Linked DNA regions of Homo sapiens: region 2 is linked to region 1. A link is an interaction called in ENCODE POLR2A ChIA-PET data of the cell type or tissue named here. Cell type or tissue: OCI-LY7. All regions are shown on one strand. Links, peaks and the distances in the headings refer to the core of each region. The heading gives the core; the rest is flanking DNA.

Evidence for each region. ChIA-PET counts read pairs that join two places held together with the same protein. Peaks named below come from ENCODE experiments on the same cell type or tissue, not always from the same donor. Only the 100,000 strongest peaks of a DNase experiment are listed, where the experiment ranks them.
Region 2: POLR2A ChIA-PET joins it to region 1 with 11 read pairs; 2 of 35 experiments call an interaction of 5 or more read pairs at or near these places.

The regions. Positions count from the first base shown.
Region 1 is chr12:2,189,185-2,196,857 of GRCh38, reverse strand. The region is part of intron 3 of CACNA1C (calcium voltage-gated channel subunit alpha1 C); the gene reads right to left. Among named protein-coding and RNA genes, the nearest start is that of CACNA1C-AS4, 30 kb to the left of the region's middle. RefSeq lists enhancers at 4,498-5,067, 5,068-5,635, 7,248-7,673. In OCI-LY7, for the core only: no CTCF peak of the experiment used is centred there; a DNase peak (open chromatin) is centred at 3,767; H3K4me3 peaks cover 185 bases.
Region 2 is chr12:1,990,639-1,998,311 of GRCh38, reverse strand. DCP1B (decapping mRNA 1B) reads left to right here. Exons shown (of 9, transcript NM_152640.5): 2 at 337-377; 3 at 4,921-5,048. It also overlaps a transcript of CACNA1C not described here. Among named protein-coding and RNA genes, the nearest start is that of DCP1B, 10 kb to the left of the region's middle. RefSeq lists a silencer at 4,555-4,849. In OCI-LY7, for the core only: no CTCF peak of the experiment used is centred there; no DNase peak of the experiment used is centred there.

The DNA of each region.
Region 1 (7,673 bases), core at 1,262-6,261:
GAGGTCGTGTGGCTGCACACACCCATGACCATAAGAAGGCTAAACCCTGCTGCTCTGGTCGCTGCTTCCCTGGGACTGCCTGCAGACACCCAGTGACCTCTTGCTCCTCATGGCCCTCACAGCAGAGTAAAGATGCATAAAGCAACCGTCTTTTACGCTTCAGTGTAAATGTGTTCATGTGCTGGCTGGAACCACTGAAGGCCTTCAGGGAGTCTGCAACTGCAATTCTACATTATCCATTTGCAAAAATACTACTTTCCATTATGATTTATGGCAACCATATAGTGTGTCAGCTGTGTTATGCACTAAACAGGCCAGCCTGGAAAACTAAATGCCATTTGCAGTTTTCTAAGTTTGAAACACCAACTTAATAATAAATAAAAGAGCAGTTCAAAAGTTGGGAATCATCTATAAATTACTTCTGTGTGAAAAACTCAAAATATCTTATCAGGCCTCATTTGGGCTTTCACAACACCTAAGCTGGGAAATTCTGACTTGACTTTATCACAATTTATCACCTGAGCGTAGCAGAGAATCCTGGATTCATTACTTCCCACTAAGAGGTGGTTAACTGTTAGACTAAGCTGGCAAATCACAAGTATCCAGGCCAGACAGACAAGAGGAGCTTCCTAAACCAACAGAAGGACCCCAGACTCCTTGCCCCAGGTACACTGCCCTAAACCAGCCTGCCCCATCCACTTTAAGTACAAAAGGAAGTCTCAAGACAGTTCTCATCAGTTACATCATAATCTCTAAAGCAGAAGTTATTGGAAGAGAGGCTGAAGGATCCCAATAAGCTCCACATCCCTGAAGTAAGCCCTGCTCCACTAAGATCTACTTAGCAGGGATGGTACACTTGGTGCACAGGCTGGGGACCATCTGATCTGAACACTCCTCTGCCAGCGATGCTCCAGGAGCTCGGACCACGTGGCCTCAGGAGTCTTTTTCTCCCAAAGGCTGGGATCTCCAGGGATGCTGACATAAAATGAAGGAGTGGACTAAGTGGTCACTGTGGTCCCTTTCCAGATCTGACATACGAATTCTGAGTTTGGGGCTGAGGGGAAGCCCCTTCCCGGTTTCGACATTCCCTATCCTAAGCACTGTCGAATTCCAGGTGCAGAGCGAGAGCTAGAGTAATATAATCTTGCGACTCCCTGAAAAATCAGTTCTAAAATTATTTCCCTATTCTGTTTAGGATGCTCATCCATCTGTCCTCCTTGCCTTCATCCCTACCCCTGCTTCCTACAGAAGTGGTTTCCTAACCCCCATTCAGTTTGTCCAACATCAGAAGACATTTTGATGATGGCATTTTTTCTTGTGACAGCAATGTTTTCCAAAGGAACTTGTCACTGAAATAAGGGAAACAACAAATCATAGATCTTTAGAGCTGGAAACCTACTTAAGTGCATCCAATTCAATCCTGCCACTTTACTACAGGAGAAACTGAGGCCCAGAGATTTGCCCAGTGGTAGTAGCAGTAGCACAGCCATGAGCCCCAGTGAGTTCCTCCCTGCCTGTCCTGTGTTCTGTGGGAAAACTCCATTTCCTGCGGAAGAATCCCTCCTTCCACAGGGAGGGGCGTGGTGAGGTCCTCCAGCTGTGATCAGGACATGCCTTAACCTCCCTGAGGCTTTGGGACACTAAAACCCACTCCTCATGACTTACCGCCTGGACCAACTGACAATGTGTGCAGGCACTTAGCAAGGTGCCAGGCACGGCATGGGTGACTGTCACCATCATCACTGCTGCTATCGGTGATTTAAATACACACACACACACATCTCTTCTTTCATTCAGGGAAGTGTATTTGATTCATTTTCAAGACAACATTAGAATACATTCCCTATTTTAGTAGCTTGAAACTTTCTACCAGATCCCATCATAGCCAAAAAGACATCCTAGTCAGTGTTTGCTCTTGGGAATAAAGTGTCCCCAATGTCCTCAGAAGACCTTAGATCAGAAAACATTCCTATTTTCAACAGTGATGAAATTTTCAGATATTCCAATACGGATGCAGGGTAAGTCCTGGGGAACACTGTGCTCCTCTGAGGCCAGAAACCCAGTGACTCCTCCCCTCAGGTGCTCCACGGCAGGGTCAGGACTTTGGGGAGAAACGTTCCTGCATGGGAAGATGGATCGAGCTGCTGGAACATAAGTGATAACAAGGAAAGCAGCTCAGATAAGGCCCAAAACTTCTCCAGTCACTGAAATACCAGGCTCACAGTGGAGAGGGTATGTAAACAAGAATGTCACAGAGCAGGAAGGGGGAAGGAAGGAAGATAGGCAAGGAGACCCAAGAGCAAAGTCATCAATGAAAAACATTTGGCAGAAAATATCCAAGAGAAAGAACAGTACATGAACAGAAAGGGAGAAACAAAGCTCACCAGCAGCACAAGGTCAACGTGAGTAAGCTATGTAATATGGCTGCTCAGAGGAGGGGGAAGAGGGGACAATCAGGAAGAGGAGGGGGAGCAGGAAGGGGAAGGGGAAGAGCAGGGAGGAGGAGGAGAGGGAGGAAGAGCACAGAGGAGGAGGAACGGGAGGAGGCAGAGGAGGTGTAGGAGGAGGAGGGATAGGAGCAGGAGGAGGAGGAGGAGGAGGAGGAGGCAGTGGAGGAGGAACAAAAGGAGTAGAAGGAGGAGGAGGAACACAGGGGGGAGCAGGAGGGGAAGAAGAGGAGAGGAACAGGAGGAGAAGCACTAGGAGGAGGAGGGAGAGTGGGAGGAGCCAGAGGAGGAGCAGGAGGAGGAGGACGGGGCAGGTAATCTTGGGCTGCATCAGTGGGAATCCGCTGACTCTAAGAGGAAGCCTCTTACTGCCTGGGGTCCAGTTGGAGCTGAGGTATCCTGGGTCAGGAATAAACACTGAGGTTCACATGGGAGTGGCCAGGACTGAGGGAGAGGGTGCAGAGACAAGGATGGCTAACCTCAAGGAAGATAAGTAAGAAGCACAGAAGCACTGTCTTCAATACCAAGACAGACGTCCTAGGGAAGAGAGGACACGTTCCTCCTCTGAGGACAAAATGAAGAGCAGCAGGTAGAAAATAAAGACTGGCAGCTCTAAGAAAAACCTTCCTTCCAATCATAATCTTCCCCACATAGATGGCCAGCCCTGGAGGTGTCAGGGCAGAGGCCAGACAGACCTGTCAAGGCTGCTGTAGGAGAAGGGCCTCCTCGGCTGGGTGGGCTGCAGAGGCCCAGTCTAGCACTGTGATACCAGGAAAGCAGGGGAGAGAAGGGTTCCAACCCAAGGCCCTTGCTCAATTCAGACGGCTTGCTCATCGCTTGCCTGAGTTCTCTTCCTACCTCTAAACAGAAGGAAAGGTGGCGAGCTCTCAACACCAGCCTCTACAGGGAAGGAGTGCATGGAACCTTTACAAGTTTTTTGTTTTTTGTTTTTTTTTGAGACAGGGTCTAGCTCGATTGCCCAGGCTGGAGTTCAATGGTGCAATCTCAGCTCACTGCCACCTCTGCCTCCTGGGCTCAAGCCATCCTCTCACCTCAGCCTCCCAAGTAGCTGGGATGACAGGTATGTGCCACCAGGTCTGGCTAATTTTTGTACTTTTTGTAGAGACAGGGTTTCGCCATGTTTCCCAGGCTGATCTCAAACTCCTGGGTTCAAGTGATCCACCCGCCTCAGCCTCCCAAAGTGCTGGAATTTCAGGCATGGGCCTCTGCACCCGGCCTTGACGTGACAAGTTTCAACCAGATGTTCCTGGCAGGGCCAGTAAGCCCCAGCACACCTGGCAGGAAACCATGATGTTCTCCCCTCACTCCAGGTGTGGAATCACAGCAACTAACAGCTTCTCCTGGGTGTACCCTGCAAATGCAAACCTACATGGAATGACATCTTGAATCCGAGGTGGGGAAATCTGCTCAAACAGACAGCTGTTTAAAAGGTTCTCTTCCCATTTGTACCTGATGAACTCTCTTCTGACTCTGAATGCAGAGGACAAAGGCCCACCTCCTCGGAAAAACACACAGCATGAAACTCTGGCTCAGCGCACCCTCTCCAGCTGTCCCTCACCGCTCCCCATCACACACTACACGTATCACAGCACCGCCAAGTCTTCCAGGGCTCTGTGGAGGAGGGGGAGAGTGGGGGGAGTGCCAGGTACCGTGTGGAGGAGGGGGAGAGTGGGGGGAGTGCCAGGTACCGTGTTACACACTTTCATACATTATCATCTTTAATTCTCACGACAACTTTCCAGTTGTGATGGCAGCATTCACATTTCACATAAGGGAAAATTAACTTTAATGAAATTAAACATAAAAGGAAAAAGTACTTAAAACCGACACAATTAGCTTCTGCCTTCTGAGACAGTGACATCCTTCAAAGCATGGGAAATGGACGTCTTTACTGCCCCTCTCCCTGTGGAAGGAGACAGGGTCCATCCCACGTGAGCCGGCCCGGCCTGCTGTGAGTCCGCAGGCACGGGAATCCACGCGCAGAAGAAGGCTTGGAGCTGAGCTCAGGGGTGGGGACTGGAGAGGGCTGAACTGCTCTGTATAACAAAAACAGGGGGCGGTGGGTGTTAAGAGTTGTTTGGGAGCAGCAAAGTGGGAGAGGTGGAAAGGGCAAGAAATATAGGAAGACACAGCAGCCAACCTGGCAAAAAGGCCTGAGGGGATTTCTCAGCACAGAAGTTTCAGATATTCAACATTCACATTACTGTGATGTCAGCTCCATCTTCCCAAAAACTTGAGTGCAGGCTGAACCAAAAACCGTGAGAGGGAGGGAGGGGGTGTGTGTGTGCGCGCCCATGTGCGTGCATGTGTGTGTGTGTGTCTGTGCCTGAGTGTGTATGTGTGTGCCTGTATGTGTGAGTGCGTGTATATGTGTGAACGTATGTGTGTGAATACATGTGTGCGTGCGTGTACACGTGTGCCTGTGAGTACATGTGTGCGTGTATGAGTGTCCATGTGTAGGTGTGTGCCTGTGTGAGACCATGTGTGCATGTGTGTGCCTGTGTGTACGTGTGCGCCTGTGTATGCGAGTACATGTGTGAGTGCATGTGTGTGCCTGTGTATGTGTGTGTGCATACGTGTGCCTGTGTACGTGAGATCATGTGCATGTATGTGCCTGTGGAGGTGTGCCTGTGTGTGAGTGCATGTGTGTGCCTGTGTGTACGTGTGTGCCTGTATGAGACCATGTGTGCATGTGCCTGGGTGTACGTGTGTGCCTGTATGAGTACATGTGCGTGTGTGTGCCTGTTTACATGTGTGCCTGTGAGTGCATGTGTGCCTGAGCGCATGTGTGTGAGTGCATGTGTGTATGCTTGAGTACATGTGAGTGCATGTGAGTGAATGTGTCCATGTGTGTATGTGTGAGTGTATGTGTGTGTATACATTAAAGAAAAAGCATCAGGCCCATGTCTGGGTTAATCCACAGCAAAAGGAAAGTCACAGCCAGAGAACGTGACTCCCGGTGAGCCTGGAGCCAGCGTGACTGCAGAGGGCCAGTCCCCAGGTGATGCCGGTACGCTGGAGAAGGCCTGGGAAGATGTGCGGAGACAGACACCTGGGACACCTAAGGACCAAGCCCAGAGCCACGCTGCTGGTGAGTGTGGGCCGGCGCTTCAGTCTGTCTCTATCTGAAGACACATCCAGGCCTTTTCCTCTTCCTTGCTTGGGTTGCTGCTCTTCTCATGCCCCTGCTCTCCTGGACCCCACATCCAGCACCCCACACCCCACATCTCCCTGGCAAAATCCCCTCTGACAGAGCCTCTCCTGACGCCCCAGGGTGAACGGGCTGCTCCGTGGAGTGGGGACATGGCTGACGTGCACCACACCTGCTCTTCCTCCTGGGCACGGCACTGGACCACACTTCCCAGTATCCCTGGACAAGGCAGGGCCACAGGCTGAGTCCCAGCCAATGGGACTTGCAGGAAATGACTGGCACCCTTTCTAGGCCTAGACCCTAAAACATGGGTGCGACTTGGGCCCTTATCTGTCAGCCAGACTCAGGGGTTTAAAAGGGGGCGGGTTCCAAGGCCTGAGAGGATGGCACAGCCTGTCGGCAGAAGTATTCTGAGACCCTGAATAACCCTTCTTGCCACCCCACCAATCCAAGCTGGGCTGTGATGTGAACAAGAAACTAACCTTTACTCTGTGAAGCCACCAGCTGCTGGGGGTGACTTGCTACAGCAGACAGGCTACTCAGAGCACTGTGCTCCTCTCTCTACAGCCTCCTCGCCTGCCGGCTGTATTTCCATTTTCCACAAACACACCTGTTTTCCCACTGGATTGACCTCCTTGAGGAAAGGAACTGTATTATACTCATTTCTACGTCCTTTGCACCTAGAATGCACAGCTTATGTCTTCATTGAGTGCGTAATGAATAAATAAGTGAATGGCTGGCAGGGCCTAGTGGAACCCAACACGTCTACGATACCCTGAAAAAATTAAAACAAACAAACAACAAAAAACAGAAAACCAGACCCAATGCTAGATAAACGGCTGATGGAGGGAATGGGGCACTGCGGGGCGGGGATGAGCAAAGCCTTCCCTGCTGTGCAGCCACACCTTGAATGACAAAAACCTTACCTGGGAGAACGCTGGCTGGCAAGGAATTTTTCACTGTGCTCCATCCTACAGTATTTTGAAATCTTTTGTTTAAATCGATTGGCAATGTTTAAACACGCCATTTCACACAGAAGTACAACATTGCTAATTAGGCAATAAGGAGAGAGACAGTGTCATTTCCTGGTAACGCATCATGCACAAAAAGCCCTCCCTCCTTCCAATAAATTTTAAAGGATTTCACATCATCTCATTTTTAGTGCAGAAAGAGGATTCCATTCCATTAACAAAGAGCAGGTTCTGGTTGGCTGTGCTATTCCTTTAACGTTGAACCACAAGGCATGTCCCAAGATGCTTCACTCAGGTGTAAGAAGCACTGGTACCCAGCCTTGAAGGTTTCGGCTCTCACCTGGATCACAGGCAGCCTCTTTTGGGACCTCCTTTGTTCTCTTGCGTCAGTGATCTCAAGGGATCTGCATCTTCTTTTGCTGTAGATAATTGCCTCAAGTACTTTTGTGAGTTTTTTTCTTTCTTCTTTAAATATCACTAGTTGTAAGAGCCCTTAATGAGCACGTTATTTTAATGGGGCTGGCCACAACTTCATGCTGTTTTACTTTAGCTTCTCTTATGGCAGGTAAATCACAATGGCGGAAGATGGCCAAATGTTCCTTGGTTTCCCTGCCCCTACAGGTTTCCACTCCACACGCTGATAGTTTTCCAGCCAGTTAGCAGCCCTCTGCCTGGAAGCTGCCCTTTGGAAGCTGGACCTGGCCCCCTCATCTCGCGCAGCAGCCAGCGCCCAGCTTCAGTCCCCACACAGGCAGCCACGATGGCCCATATGGCAAGTCTCCCTGTTTCCATGGACTGGGCCCTTCTGACACGTCCTGGGGAGCCTGCTCCCGCAGCGTGCAAGGTTTTCTCCAGCCTTCTCTCCTTGTACGCATCCCACTCTTATCCCGAGTCAGTTCTTCCCCATTCCTCTGGTAGCCATTTGGTGCTCAATATTTGCACACACAGCCAGCAAGGGACCTCTGTCCTCGCTGCATCCATCTAGCACAAGGCTCTCTTACTGGGCAAGGGGAGAAATCCTGTATCAGGTTACACCAGATCCACACAATGGTGCTAACCCAGGCACCATCCCAGGAGAACCAG
Region 2 (7,673 bases), core at 1,200-6,199, 200 kb after region 1:
AGGCAGCACTCTTCTTTCTAATTAAATCCGCATAGCACACTTATTTTCTCATTGTTTCAGCTAAGGGTATGCTGCTATCCCTGTATTTGGTAAAGAGAGATAATGATGATTTGTTTTATAAATGACAAAAGAAAGACTGCTTCCTGCTGCCTAATCTGCAGAGGCACAATGATGACATAGAACTTGCTTTCTCCTTTTCCTGAGAATAACTCCTCATGTTGGGTATATTTGGCCCATTGAAGTTATATATAATTCCTATTCTATGAGAATTTGTTTTATACCTTTGTGAATTGAAGAGAACATACATGTCTTGTGTGTTTTGTTTTTATTGTTTAGGAGAAAACTGATGTGGAAGGAACCTTATTTGTTTATACAAGGTAAGAGTGTTTCACTTTTATAAAGAAACTAATCTTCAAAATAATATTTTAGCTCCGTTGTGTCACTCTTCTTCAAGTGCATGCAGTTTTATTTCAAAAAGAAGTAAAAGAATTAAATCTCAGTTTTGAAATTATTAGTTGACACGAAGAAGGGAATACCAAATAATGTCACCTGGTATATCGTGATGAATACTAATTTCAGAATATAATTTAAACTTCAATGTAGATGAACTTAAATCATTGACTGGGCACTGTTTAAAATAGATTAAATATTCTTTGATTCAAGTGAATGGCACAAAGTTCTTGAATATAATGCATTGGCAAGGAGCTAGAAGAACACTATCAGAAATACTAGATTGTTCAGTTAATATTTGGAAAAGGGTTTCATTGATCATTTTTCTTTTTTTTGAGATGGAGTCTCGCTCTGTCACCAAGGCTGGAGTGCAGTGGCACGATCACAGCTCTTGGCTTGCTGCAACCTCTGCCTCCTGAGTTCAAGTGATTCTCCTGCCTCAGCCTTCTGAGTAGCTGGGATTACAGGCATGCGCCACCACGCCCAGCTAATTTTTAGTAGCAACGGAGGTTTCACCATGTTGGTCAGGCTGGTCTCAAACTCCTGACCTCGTGATCCACCCGCCTTGGCCTCCTAAAGTGCTGGGATTACAGGCGTGAGCCACCGCACCTGGCTGTTGATCACTTTTCTCCCACCCCTGACTCTTTAAAAAAGCATGATCCAAAATTGAAGATGTCTTTCAGTCCTCCATTGTCTAGTCAATAGAATATGTTTCAGGATAGATTTAATAAACTCATGTTTTTAGTCATTTCTTGTTATCAGATATTAATATCAAATTACGAGTGCATATAGAGACATACATTATGTATATTGGCTCAATAAATAAACTTTTCATTCACATAAACATTCACATAAAATGTCATAGCCAAAGGTCATCACCTTCAATGAGGGTACAAAGATGAAATTAAAAGACCTAATATAAACCTTTCTAGGGGTATCTGTTTCACTGGGGAGACAGGAAATACACACACACAAGTGTATTTTCTTTCCACATATATTCATGTTTATGGTAAGCCACAATACAGGATAGAGTATCCTAAGTGCCAGTGGATAGATTCTGAGCAATGAATGGGCTGCTGTGATCATGGAAGGCTTTATCGCAAGCTTGTCCAACCCACGGCCCATAGGACACGTGGCCCAAGATGGCTTTGAATGTAGCCTGACAGAAATTCGTAAACTTCTTTAAAACATTAGAAGAGTTTGTTGTTTTTTTTTTTTTTTTTTTTTTTTTTTTTTTTTTTTTTTAGCTCATCAGCTATTATTAGTGTATTTTATGTGTGGCCCAAGACAATTCTTCCCTTTCCAAGGTGTCCCAGGAAGGCCAAAAGATTGGACACCCCTGCTTTATAGAGTGATGTGTCTTGAATTGGGCCTCAGGAATATGGTGGAACTTAGCTTGCATAGAGGAGAGGGAAGGCAGTCTCAACAGGAAGAATGGCAAAAGCAGGGGCGGAGAACCTGGTGTGTTAAAGGGACAGTGAGGGAGATGTGGTGCAGAGGGCTTATACTGGTTTATAGTAGTTAGCAAGTGTAAAGAGATTTGCTAGCTTGGAATGGCAGACTCTGGATTTTGAGATTATTTTCTTAGCAGTAGGAAGTTATTGAAGGCTTATGAACAGGAGAGTAATAGAGAAAATGTATGGGGAAAGTCAGTGTATTCACTTCATGGGGACGCACTAGTTCTGGAAGAAATTGGAGTCAGGACAGTGAGAAGATTATTGCAGTGGGGTAGATATGAAATGATGAGAGTTGGGATTAGAATAATAGAAATTGAAATGGAAAGGGTATTGCAATGGTGAAATTTTAAAAATGACAATATTTTGAACATGGAAGATTGAGAATGACAGAAGCATTGGTGGAAAAGAAAGACAGGAGGTCAAGAATGTGGCTTGAGGATCAGCCCTCATTTTACTTTGAAGTAATGATTTGGAACTGGTAGCAGGACACTTGGGTGGAGGTGGCCAGCCCCTCAGAGTAAGGGCAGGGCTGGAGATGGTTTAGAGTTGTCTGAAGTAATTTGGTAGTTGAAACCATGAAATAAAAGCTGTTCCCTGAAGGAGTGAGTATAAAGAGGAACCGATGAGGGTTTATGGTTAGGTTTGAGGGCCAGCAAGGATACAGATGAGTCAGCTGGAAAGATAAAAGCAGGACTAGAACAGCACAGAGAGGCCCATTTGGGGCAAAGTGTGGGCATGATGGAGGTCTGTGTATGCTGGGCAGGAGGGAGCTCAGCTGCAGGGGAGGAAGGTCTGTTCCAGTGGAGGCAACAATGGGAGGTGGAAGGAAGGAATGGGAGGCAAGGCCAGCACACTTGGTGACAAGGAGGTCAGGTTCTTCACAGTCTCAGAAGAGCAGTGGAGTACCCAAGAACCGTTGGTATATGAGTCTACATTATGCTCCCAAACATCCAGAGCACCAGAGCATGCCCCCAGGCAAGTTTATTGGGTAGAGTATGAGCACTCTTGAGGATTCTGAAGTTTACAACAAAAGCCATAGGGTTGCACTGTACTATGTGCCATGCACACAGGGTGCGTTCTCACTCATCTCTCACAACACGCATTATGATTCTTTGGAGAAGTGACAGAAAAGATGTATTAGTAAGTATTAATGATTGATTTGGGGAATTTTTAGTAGGGTTTTTTTTTAACTATGGAAGAGGAACAAATCATACAAATATTTTCTTTTGTACATCCAGACCAAATATAAGTTTGTATTTTCAAGGATTTCTTACTATACTCTAAGTCTCTAATGGAACTCTCAATTAAACAAAACATTAAATTGAGAAAAAAATCCTTTGCTGTTTTTTAGTCTTTTCTCCAAATCTAACTCCTCAAGAATGGGATGCCTCCCTTATCCCCTGCAAAACAAAAACCTCCCAGATCCTAGAATGTTGAAGGCTTTCTTCAGTAGCGAATTACAAAAAGCATGTAAAACTCATGGTGGGTGGGGGGTGGGAGGCTTGTTACAGGGAATGGAGCTGGCAGTGATTTATTTTGACTTCTCTTACAGAAGTTGCTTTAGAGCAGTTGGCACATTTATCCCCTGGGCCTATTTTCTAAATTATGAGATGCTATAGTAGCTGTACTATTAAAGAGGTGAGATCCTGTTGTGATAATGAAATACATGCAGAATCAAATTCTCATTCTTGTATGAAAACACTTAATCCCATTTAAAAAATCATTTATTTCCTCCCATGCCTTCCTTTCTGTAATAGAGAGTTCATAGAGACACCCACTGGTGATTTCTGAACTTGACAGTTCCAGAAGACCCCTAACAGAGCTCTTTGGGAGTACATTTTCATTCTTCCTCTGAATTTAAGTTGAAGTGATGATCATGATTATTTCTGGTATTGATTGTATGCTTACCACCACTTTACCCCTTTGTAAAATAAGCTAGGCAAGGATTGCCTCCCATCAATTTTAAAATTGGAGGTTTCAGAAGAAAATCCTGGTAGTGGTTATGTAGCTGTGTTCCTTGATCAGTATCAAATAGAGGTAAAATAAAACTAAGACATAAACAACTTGTCTTCCTGTTGCTCATAACATTTCTGTGGGTTTGTTAATAACAGCCCTAGCACCCTCATTTAAAGTAAATAAATGAATTCTGCTTGCTTCAGCTTCAGTGTGTAAGTATGTGGTGTTTCATTTGTCACCGGAAGTTGCGCAGTTGAATTACTATATGGCTGTCACCCAAGGGTAGATGAATGCACATGTAGTTGTTAGAGTTTATACTCAGTATAATTTGGATTCTTTCTGCCTGGCAGAGCAGGCATTCAAGGTTTATTGAGTGAAATGAAAATAAAACATCACTAAATGTCACATTTTTATAGAGAAAAACTTATAGTGGTTTATCTGTGAAGCTGTTTGCTTTGCATTGAAGAAAACAAAGTATCTGCCCTTTGCACTGTTATGTAAACTTCTAGTTCAGGCTGTGTCCTCACAAGTTCATTGTTCAGAGTTGCTTCATATCACTAAGAGATTTTGCAGGCTTCAATTTCAGACTAACACTTAAAATTTTCTATGAAAATTTTCTTCATATAATTGTGATGTACACTCTAATATTAACTACCAAGATTGTTTAAAATATCTTTAATTAATTTAACTTTTAAAAAGTATTCTTTAAAAGTCAGTAATGTTTTAAAAAGTAGTTACTCTGCCTTAAAGGAATTTACAACGTTAGGTTAAGAAATAAACAACATCTGTATACACACACACACACACACACACACACACACCACAAATGAAGTATGACTCAATTTTACCAAATGAATCATCATGCCAGTGCTGCTGCATTACATGGGAATTAGTCCATAATGATGCCAGTGGTGAAGAAGTACGTGTACAGGCTGCTTATATAAAGCTGCATATACAAACAAAGGTTGAGAGACACATCAGAATGTACTTATACTGAAAATATAGCATACTAAGCAATTTGTCTATTGATTTCCCCCTGACTCCTTGTGATTTTTAGGTCTGCTTCTCCAAAGCATGGATTCACCATTATGAATAGGCTGAGCATGGAAAATAGGACAGAACCTATTACTAAAGACTTGGATTTCCAACTCCAGGACCCTTTCCTTCTCTACAGAAATGCCAGATGTGAGTCTTTCTTACTACAGTGGGTTGTTTTACTTCTGAAGTTTGGCCAAGTGTTTAAAATTGTACAGTGTTTGCCATTGTGTTTGCATTTGGTATCAGTGGCTATGGGGGGTGTCAGCATTTTAACAAATGTTAATGTTTAGGAAATGCATGCCCTAATGATGGAATAGATTCTTCCTTGGAAGAGTTTAAGTGAATATAAATATGATGATATAAACCTAAACCCTGTCTTTTGAAGCTTTATGGATTTGTAGTGTGAACCCATTGCTGATCTTAAGCCTGAGCAGGGCTGGGTGAGGCAAGTTCTTAGTGAGGAGACTGCAGAGACACACACATAGGTGGCTCCCTGAACGAAGAATTAACGAGTCTGCTATGGCACTTTTTCTTTATGTATCACTTTTGGCCGAGTGAGCTGACAAAGTGTTTGAGGGCCTGTATTGTAGGAGTGCCATCTTCTGAATACAAGTAAATAAAAAATCAAAGTCCAAAAAGTTTCTTTCAGTCATTAAGAATTTAATAACCCTTTGTAATGTGGAAGTCGTAGTAGGTAACTAAATAGTCCTTGTCAGATTTGAAATGAAGTAGCCATCGCCTTTCTCATACTACATTTTACTCTCGTATCGTTTCTGACCACTTGTGTTGCACTGCTGGTCAGCCCAGAGGAAGATTGCTGAAAATATGCCAGTTGCAGGGACATCTCTACACACAGAAAACAAGAACATAATACTCAATATATAAATACATATGTGTGCACACACATGCACCTTATGCTTTGTGGACAGCTTTCATAAAGACCTTGCAGTGAAGAAATGTTTTCTGTATATTTTTCATCCTACTCTTTGAACTCAAGATACATGAATTTGCCTACCATATACTATTCAGTGTAATTTTAATGAGTATAATGTAAATAATATTTGACATTTTAACCCCAATGCATCATTAAGATGCATTAAAATGATGCTGTATATAATTGTCATAATAGGTGGTTATCCTATTATTTAGAGAATAAATTTTTATGAGAGAAAAAAATAAAGCTATTGAAACTATAATATGACTTACTAATGGCAGGTCCTGTGAAATGAAAAGTTTTGCAATATAGAAAAATATTGTGTTTTCTCCTCATGTTTCTTTGCCGAAAGGTACACTTTATCAATTGTAGTTTATTACTAAAGACTTGGAATTCCAACTCCAGGACCCTTTCCTTCTCTACAGAAATGCCAGTTTGAATTGTTTATAGTTTGAATTGTTTTGTGTGCTTATAGTTATGTCAGGGTTTTTTTTGAGATTATTAGATTTTATGTCAAATTAATATATAATTTAAGTCCTAATAAAATAACTACAAAGTTACCTGTAATCATCACTTTTGGTTGCTTTTATTTTGGATAAATACATGGTCTGATCAGTTATAGGTAATATTTTATTTTAAATTCTTATTATAGATCACATATTAACTACTATACCAAAAATATAAAAACACAAACTCTCTTTAATGCATCAATTTAAAAAATAACCTTCTTAAGTCCCACAGGGTTTATCTGATAGAAAATACTATTTAGATCTAATAAACATACACCTTGGTTCTAAGCGTGTGCTGTCCACTATGATAGTCACTAACTACTGTGGCCGTTTAGTACCTGAAGTGTGGCTAGTCTAAACGGAGCTGCACTGTGAGTGTCCAACAGGCACCAACTGTCAGACAGTGCAAAAAAAAAAGGAAAAAACCTCAATTATTAATTATTTTATATTAACATGTTGAAATGACAATATTTTGGATAAATTGGGCAAAATAAAATATATTATTAATTTCACTTGCTTCTTTGTATTTTTTAATTTAAAATAACAGATGTGGCTCACGTTCGTGGTTCCCCTCATATTTCTATTGAATGGCACTGTTCTATTTTAATTTGTTTTTCATATTTTATTTTATGTTTCCGTATTTTATAATGATTTTCATTTATTTTACCATGTTTAATAATCACAATTTTGTGGAGTAGACATTTTCATTGCCATTTTGCAGATGAGGAAACTGAGACTCCAGTGAGGAGGCAGACTGTGTAAAAACCCACAGATTCTGATTTCACTTCCGTTGCTTTTTCCACACCACCTGTACTGCTCTACTATTAAACATGGATGCAAATTAAAGGTAGCCTTTGGGATGCATATTAAAATGTTTCTAATGAATTTCCATACAAAAGAAATAGAATCAGTTGAACAACAAAGAGTGAAAGGGAATGGATCTATTTACTTTTCTGGATTCATTTTGCCTTTTTTTTTTTTTTGTCCTTTCTATCTGATACTGATTGCCTTTGCACCCAGAGTCATTTGGTTTTATGTTGTTTGCAAAAGCCTTTTCAATCCCGGGCATCAAAGGTACACAGAAGGGTTTACCACAGGTGCTGTCAGAGTGTCAGATACCTCTTAAACGTTTTAATAGAATTCAAATATGTTATATAATAATTATGTATGGTTTACATGTTCTTTGGTGGCATATAGATTGGTTGGCCTTTCTTTGGGCAAGGAACTCAGCTTTACTCAGGATTGTTTTTGTAAGACTATTTCCTCAAGATATTCTGTATAGTCAAGAATCTCTCTGTCTGGTCTTTGCATTTCACATTGGCTTATGTA